2 separate regions of the Homo sapiens genome follow, and region 1 is linked to region 2. A link is an interaction called in ENCODE POLR2A ChIA-PET data of the cell type or tissue named here. Cell type or tissue: endothelial cell of umbilical vein. All regions are shown on one strand. Links, peaks and the distances in the headings refer to the core of each region. The heading gives the core; the rest is flanking DNA. Region 1 has its middle 41 kb from the start of LINC02742. Region 2 overlaps LINC02742 (long intergenic non-protein coding RNA 2742).

Region 1 (4,402 bases), core at 88-4,087, 70 kb before region 2:
TCTACATTCCTTGGCTTCCAAAAGTGCTGAAATTACAGGCATGAGCCACTGTATCTGGCCCACTTTTCTGTATTATGCTGTTCTTGCCCTGTTATAAAGAAATACCTGAGACTGGATAATTTATAATAAAAGATTTAATTGACTCACAGTTCTGCAGGCTGTACAAGAAGCATAGCAGAATGTAATTCTGGGGAGGTGTCAGGATTATTGTTTTAAACCGCTGATTTTGAGGGTTGTTTGTCATGTTGCATTTGTGTATGGATAGCTATCTGATGGAGTCACTAATAATCTCTTGTTTATTAAAGTCAATAAGTCTAAATCTCTCTTGGCCAATTGCTCCTCTTGTTACTTGATTTCCATTACCAACTTTTTTTTTTTTTTCTACCTGCCTATCTTTATGGTTGTTTTTTTTTTCTCAGCTTTCCTTTGTGGATTTTCTTTCTCTGCTTTTTCCTTAAATCCAGATTCTATTCATCCTTAACTGTGTTCTCTTCACTTTAGGCACTAGGTTTGTGATGCATCTGTTTTATTTAATTCTTTCTTAACATTGTATAATGCCCATATTTCTATGTCCTACTAAGGTCTCCCTGTGCTCTAGAATAGTTAATAATTGATGGGCTATTTCAACATGTATGCCTCACTGGATATGTCTAAACACAAACTCCTCATCTTTGTCCTTAACTGTGTACCAGTTTTTGTGTTTCCTGTCTCAGTGGATGGCAGTATCACATATTCAGTTGCTCAGGCCAGGAACCTGGGTGAAATGAGTCTTCTTTCTCCCTCACTTTTCACATTTAATTAATTACAAAGTCCTGTCAATACTACTCCTTAATATATTTTATTTGCATTCACTTCATTCAAACCCTCTACCCTCTACATTATTTTTGTACCCTATTATCTCTTGTACTAGATTCCTACAGTTTCCTTTTAACTGGTTTTCATGCCTTCACTTTTGTATTTCTTCAAGTCATTCTTCAGAGATCAAGCTAATTGCTTATGTTAATTAGAGTTTCTCAGTTGCAAGCAAGAGAAACCATCTCTAGTTACCTAAAGCAAAAAGTGATACAGTAAAAAGAATTGGAAAGATGCATGGAAGTTTAAAGATAGAAGGGAATTCTAAAGAAAACCAGTAGGACTTTCTCAATAAATTTGGCTATGTGCTGGAAATGGAAAAAAAAAAGTGAAAAAGTGTTTTCCTCCCTTTGATTGGCCGATCTTAGGTGTTTATTTTGTTTAGAGTGATATCCATAAAATACTAAAAGGATGTGGTTATTGGAGCCCCCAAAGACTTTTTCAATTTTTGAAGACAGAAGCACTGGAATTATAATCTCACTAACATTGAGATGAGGTAAGAAGGCATTCCCAAGAAGAAATGGGAGTGCAGGTAGAAAGGAGAAATGGATGCCAGTTGGGCCCAAACAGATAAATGATTATTATCTCCATATATATTTTCTTTACATTGCTTAAAAACAGTTTAGTATCTTTCATGTTTCTCAGGATAGATTCCATATTTTCTAATATGACAGGCAAAACTTTTTCTGAGCTCTGCATAAGCTTTACATAAGTCCTTGGCTTCACAGAATACTATATTATCAAAATTAAAATCAGTCCTACCCTTATCTGGGTCAGGAACCTTGGCTCTTTCTACCTCCCAGGTCTGCTCCCAGCTATGCCTAGCCAAATCTGTCCAGTCCTCTGTAACTTGCTTAGAATTATTTCATCTCTTCCCAACACTGAAGGTACAGTCTATTTCCAACATGCCCATATAGGCCCTTGTGCTTGCCCATAGCTTACTACTTATCACACTGACTTTTAGTTGTCTTTTAAAGAACCCAGACTGATTCTCATTCACTTTTGTATTCCCAGTTGCTTTCACAGTAGTTGACACACAGTAGGCACTCAATAAATTTATAGGAAGTTGAAAAATATGCTTCTTATTTCATTTGTTGATAATTTTCAAGTATCATTAAAATGGTAGTAATATTTACTACATGGCAAATATGCAAGATAGTAAGGCTATGAATTAATGAAATCCATCCACTCTGGCCTCATAAATCACAGTGCTACATTCTGTTCCAGATTCCACAGGTGCAATGCTTACATTTAATTGCACTGATCAAGCTCTCCTTATGCTGAATTCCTGTATATATCATCCTCTGGGTAGGATCAACTGTGCAGTTTCAAATCCATTTGTTTCAAAATCCCAGGAGGACTCTGTGTTCTTGTGTGACTTTGTGTTACTTCCTGATGACTCATGGAGTGTAAGAGCAATGAAAGCAGAGGCTGCGTAAATAGATTCTCCTGGGGAGAAAATTCCTCTTTAAATCAATTTAATTTTCTACTTTTTGAAATGTGAGCTAAGCGTGTTGCATCTTTGTTTTAAGGAGCTCAAGCATCTTTGCAAATATTTGGTCCCTTTTCTTAAAGAATTCTTAAAGCCTGATATGATTGGCTTTGGCTTTCAGGCTTGATAATTCCTTGTAGCTTGGTAGGAATATCAAAGACCAAAATCCATTTTTTTCTGCTTTCCTAGACAACTCAGTGATAAAGTAGGAAAATAATAATAAACACGGATATGCACCAATAAGCTGGATTTCTATAGAGCATATTTTAGCTACAGGACTGAAAATTCTTTCCTATTCACTGTATTATCATATTTATTTTTTAGGTCAATATGACATAAATGTAGAAATAAAATAGCTGGGGACATAGAGGCATAAAAACATTCTGTTCAGTAAGGTCTCCAGGCTTATCCTCCTGTTTGTACCCTCTTAAACATGCTGTTATCCCACCCACATTTAAAATGTTGGCTCATGATCATTTGAATATTACCATGGGCATATTGGCAAATTCCTTTCAATTTTCCTCTGGCTAGTAAGCTTTAGAATAAGAATGACTCCCAATTGACCAATGCTATGTTTCGAATACACTCTATAATGAATCAATTTACAGAGGCAAACATTGGCTTCCCTTGCTGATTTGTTTTTCTGAAATCTGCCGAATAAAGGCCAGAATTCATTAGCTTGGCTCTCTAAGTTCTCTGTCATCAGATCCCTCTAAGCATTCTCTGCTCTATGCTCTAACCAAGCATTTTACAATGTATCTTCATTGAATATTAATCTTTTTAAATGTGCTGAGGAGGTGGATTCCATAGTAAAATTAGCTTATTAATGTGTTAAGATTTATTATGCAAATTAGCATATTAAAATCTTTAAGAAGTCTTTTAATAATGGAATTGGATCCATTTTGTTTAAGTTTTTCTGAACTTACTTGGTCATAGATTCTCTTTTTTCATATATATATATTTAACTTGCTAAGGGAAGTGTTACATTGCCTTATGTGTTCTGGAAAGATTTGCTGAACTGTTGGGTAGCAGTTTCCTATGTCCATTCATGGTCTCTCACCCTGGAATGCCTCAGCTGCTATTTTCAAGTATCTCTCAAAGCTAAGTCTAAGTGTAACTCACCGTCTTTCCTGATCTTCGCAGACAGACGTGTCCTCTCCCACTTCTGAACTCCTGTTGTATTTTATCAATGTGTCTTTTATGGCACTGCTCATTCTCTATATTGAATAATAATTAAGGCCAGTTTAATTACTCTCATTGGACTGTGGGATCCTTGAGGACACAGCCCAGTTTTACTCATTGTTTTATAATCTTTAGTATAGATAATATACCTGTCACCTATAGTACTTTTTCTAGAGCATTGATGCATTTAAAACAAACGAAACAACAGAGGAATGAATGAATGACAAAATCTTTATACATTATTAATATAAAATTTTAGTATTGTGGCTGAATCCATCTCTGAAAAATTATTTTGGATAAAATTATAATTTAATGACATTAGTATTTCACATAGGAATTTGCTATCAGATAGCAGTCTTGACTTTGTTTCAAGCCAAATATTGCTGCATGTCTCTTTCATGAACATGATCTTCAAGAACAAAACACCTTAGCTTGGTTTCCATGGGCCTCCTGTAATAGGCTACATCTACTTTCATCCTTGATTCTGCTTAATAGTAAGTATCTGTCCCATAAAAGCATGTCTCCCTATCTGATGAATGCAGTGTCCATTGTTACCTCCATGCTGTCCTTCAGGCTACACCCCGGCCCTGATTCCTTGCCATTCTCCTAAATCCTTAGCTATACCTATTCATCTTTCAAGACCTACTTCCAGTCAGAAGTTCACAATGAAGCCTTAATTACTTCAGTCTTCTAGCCTCCTTTGACTAGTAGCTCAACAGACCTTTTATTACTGATTGGTTACCTTCTGGCGTCCAGGCTGGAGTACCATGGCACAATCTTGGCTCGCTGCAGCCTCTGCCTCCCATGTTCCAGTGATTCTCATGCCTTAGCCTCCCGAGTAGCTGAGATTACAGGCATGTGCCACCACACCAGGCT
Region 2 (4,402 bases), core at 312-4,311:
TTTTTTTGTATTTTTAATAGAGATGAGGTTTCACCATGTTGGCCAGGCTGGTCTTAAACTCCTGACCTCAGGTGATCTGCCCACTTCGGCCTCCCAAAGTGTTGGGATTACAGGCATGAGCCACTGCGCCCGGCCATATTTTTAAGTTCCGTTCATTTTGCTACATGTGACTATAGTTTGTTTCACTTTGTGCAGGAAATTCTATCATATGAATGTATAAGACTGTTAGGCAGAGAGTGTCAGCTTAAGTAGAGACTGAAATCAAGTCCAAGCTACTGCTTACAAACTCCAAGTGTCAGTCCAGTGGAGGGATACCTTTTGTAATCATCGACCCAGGGGGAGAACTCTTCTTGGATTTTGTGCAAAGGTTCCATATAGAGTGAGCAATGAATGAGTTTTTTCCACAATTGGTTTATTCTGTCAAAGCGTCTTAAACTATTGTTTTTTGGGGCCATTTTTGTTTTGGTTTTGTGTTCTTTTTTATTTTTGATGAATAATGCTTTTATGATTTTTTTTGTACCTATTTCCATGTGCAAGTTTTCTTTCTATGTATAAGCCTCTTTACAGAAGAATGGCTGAGTGATAACACATGTAAACATTCAACACTACAAGAAAATACCTAATTAGGTTTACCAATTTATATTTCTATCAACAGTTTGTGAGCATTCCCATAGTTTCATAACTTTGTTGCCTGTGATGTTGTCAGAATTTTTAAATTTTGCCAATTACTATTGAATTTGACAGCATTTCTATAAAATAATTGGTCACCTTTTCAATGTTCATGAAAAAATTTATTAAAATTTTTATTGGAACTCCATTTAATCTATACATCATTTTAGGAAAAATTGATATGTTTTATTTAGTCAACCCAACTAAGGAAATAATTAGTCTGTTTATTCTGTTATTCTTTATTGTTATTGCTCTAAAGTTTTAGAATTGTCTTCATAAAGATCTTGCATACTATTTGTTAGATTCATTAATATGTTCTTATTGTTTTGTTATATTCATTCATATGTATTTTTTGCATTTTATAAAATTATATTCTAATTATTTTGCTCTAATATAAAAATATAATTGACTTTGGGGAAATGACCTTATGACCACAAACTTTGCTAAATTCCCTTATTATTAATAATTCTGGATTATTTTTGAAGTTTCTAAGTACATGAAATCTGTGAATAGCTGCCACTCTGATTCTTTTGGACTTTTAATATATTCGGCTTTAATTTTTGCTTTTTTAAAGTGGTATTTAATACCTGTATAGTACAATGTTAAATGAAAGAAGTGAAATGTGGCCGTTTTGTTTTGAGCTGCATCTTTAAATAGTTTCTAATTTTTTTTCTGTTCTTGTTTTATTTTGTTTTTTAAGCAATCAGCATTATTTTGCTTTAGAATTCTTCAGGTACCCTTGACCAGGTCTTTAATGTTGTGTCTGCTTATAAGTATGCTTCGTGTCAACCACTGTTATAAGGCTTTTACCTATATTAATTCTTATAAGTATTTCAGTAGATCTATGGGTTAACTACTGGTTTGTTAAAAGCTTTTTATTATAATACATGTGGTATGTGGTATTTTATTTAAAGCCTCATGTCATCTCTTTTGAAAACAGTATCCTTTATTCTTCTTAATCAGTTAATAAATTAGAGTATACTTATAGATTTTTTCAAAAAGTGAAAGCATACTTGCCAATGAGATAGTTCCAATTGATCCTGAAATATCGTCTTTATATATATTGTTAAATTTTGCTTCCTAATATTCATTATTTACAATTACATTTATGAGAGTGATTGCTCGATAATTTTCTTTTCTTTTTTCCTTTTACACAGCTCTTTTTTGGTTTGTATCAAACATATATCATCTTCACAGGGTAAACTGGGGAGTGTCCTTTTTCCCCACCGAGTTATAGAAAAATTTGGAAAGGATTGGAATTACGTAGTAATTGTTTGCTAGCAGTTTCTAGTGAAAGATCTCAGATTCTGTATACGTGTATATTTGTGTGTATTTTCAACTATAGCTTCAATTTTGTAAGAATTAAAGAAAGGAAAGAAACATGAAAGGTGGCTTGCCAGTTAAGACAGTTTATTTTAGAGAAAACAAACATGAGGGGAGCTTCTGGCTGAGTTAGGTTAGAGGCCCACTCTTTTACAGACTAATAGTTTTTAAGGATTTAGGGTGGGAGAGTTTATTAGAGGCTTGGGCTGCCTCTGTTTTTTTTTTTTTGTTGTTTTGTTTTTGTTTTTGTTTTTCTGTGCTAATTTGGGAGGGAGAGTTGTATGTTTCTTTCCTAGATTTTTTTTTTTTTTCAGCTGAAGGCATACCCCCTAAGTCTGCTTTTAGCTTTTCTATTTTAGTGCACCTGAAGGGAAAAGAATGTCCTTATTAAGGCCGACTGTTTTACTTGGGCCCATTGTATGAGGAAGTTTGGCGGTTACCCAAGAGACTTTTCCCCCATCTCCCTCTGTGTTTGAGTTGTCTTATCCGTATTTTACTGTCTGCCCTTTCTGGATGCTTGTAGTTAGAAGAGAAGTGGTTTCCTTGAAATGCATGAGGCTAGAAAGGGAGCTGGAACTTAAAGTGGTGATGTTTGTCCAAGATGACAGTGCTCCTGCTCTGTCAAATTTTATGAATAATTATAGGACTACATACTTTCTGTTTCTTCTTGAGTCAGTTCTGTAAATCATATTTTCCTAAGAATTTGTCTATTTCATGTAAATGTTCAAATGTGCTGACATATGATGGTTTATGATATTATCTCTCTCTCTCTTTTCTTTTTTTCCATTCTGTTGCTGGATCTAGAGTGCAGTGTGGCAATCATAGCTCACTGCAGCCTGGACCTCCTGGGCTCAAGCAATCTTCCCACCTCAGTGGGTGCATGCCACCATGCATGGCAAATTATTTTATTTTTTATATTTTGCAGAGACGAGGTCTTGCTCTGTTCCCCAGGCTGGTCTCAAACCCCTGGGCTCAAGCAATCCTCCTGCCTCAGTCTCCCAAAGTGCTGGGACTCCAGGTGTGAGCCACTCAGACTGGCAGTGTTCTCTTTTTAATGGTATTCTTCTTGTATTTTTAATCTTTTTAAATATTTATTTCCCTTTTTACTTATATGTTGCTTCTCCCTCTTTTTCTTGAACAAACTTGCCAAAGATTTGTATATTTTGTCTTTTTTTTTAAATTTTATTATTATTATACTTTAAGTTTTAGGGTGCATGTGCACAATGTGCAGGTTAGTTACATATGTATACATATGCCATGCTGGTGTGCTGCACCCATTAACTCATCATTTAGCATTAGGTATATCTCCTGATGCTATCCCTCCCCCCTCTCCCCACCCCACAACAGTCCCCAGAGTGTGATGTTCCCCTTCCTGTGTCCCTGTGTTCTCATTGTTCAATTTCCACCTATGAGTGAGAACATGCGGTGTTTGGTTTTTTGTCCTTGTGATAGTTTACTGGGAATGATGATTTCCAATTTTTTTGTCTTTTTATAACATCAACTTTTCACATTTTTATTCTTCTCAATTATATGTTTATTTTCCAATCATTTCTATTCTTATACTTTTTTCTTTGTATTTTATTTAACATTCCATGCTGATTCTCTTGATATTTCCTCTGGCAACTTCTCATGGCGCTTATTTCCTTGTGCATTGTTAGTGTGTATATATATGTTTGGGTGTATTTATTTTGAGGTCATATTTACTGTGATTCTGTGCCTTCTTGTCCTTTAGGTTTGGGTATAAGAAGCATTCTTTCAGGATAGACAGTTTATTTGCTTCTGTCTAGCATCTGAGGTACTACATTAAATTAAAAACCCAGGTCTTTGGTTTTGGAAAGCACATAACTAATGTAAAGCTAGCCTCTAAATTCAATTGCAGACTAGTTAATAGATAAAAATTCAAGAACCACAACTTGTAGACACAACTAGTAGACACAAGTTCAAAACCACAATTTGGCTTTTTGATCAAGAACCTTAGAGAAGATGAATAATCTTTTTATTTATGTCTTTTCTTTTGCACTAGTTCTTTCCTTCTGAGAGGTTGCAGACCTTCCTTAATCATTGTTAATTCCTAGTGGAAGCTAGTCAGTTCTCTACCTGTTAAAGTGTTATGAAGCTTCAATTACATAGTCTCTGTGAGTGTCCCCAGGGTATATCATGGCTTCACTGCTGACTTTAATCCCTGGATGCTAGCTCTTGTTGTTTGTTTGGTTTCAGATTATTACTCCTTTTCCCTTTCAAATCACTCATTAGAGCCTTTAAAATATATTTTACTTATTCATCCCTGCCAAGTACTCCTTCATCCCCATTGACACTACCTTGTTCCCTAGCTTTGTATCTATGCCTTGTTTGGAATATCTGAAAACCTTCTGATCAGTCTCCCTCCTTCCAGTCCAATTCACACAGTGCC

What was found. ChIA-PET counts read pairs that join two places held together with the same protein. Peaks named below come from ENCODE experiments on the same cell type or tissue, not always from the same donor. Only the 100,000 strongest peaks of a DNase experiment are listed, where the experiment ranks them.
Region 1: POLR2A ChIA-PET joins it to region 2 with 8 read pairs; 2 of 35 experiments call an interaction of 5 or more read pairs at or near these places.

The regions. Positions count from the first base shown.
Region 1 is chr11:28,858,872-28,863,273 of GRCh38, forward strand. No RefSeq gene overlaps it. Among named protein-coding and RNA genes, the nearest start is that of LINC02742, 41 kb to the right of the region's middle. In endothelial cell of umbilical vein, for the core only: no CTCF peak of the experiment used is centred there; a DNase peak (open chromatin) is centred at 2,200; H3K27ac peaks cover 1,305 bases.
Region 2 is chr11:28,928,630-28,933,031 of GRCh38, forward strand. The region is part of intron 1 of LINC02742 (long intergenic non-protein coding RNA 2742); the gene reads left to right. The region is part of intron 1 of LOC105376604 (a long non-coding RNA gene); the gene reads right to left. Among named protein-coding and RNA genes, the nearest start is that of LINC02742, 29 kb to the left of the region's middle. In endothelial cell of umbilical vein, for the core only: no CTCF peak of the experiment used is centred there; no DNase peak of the experiment used is centred there.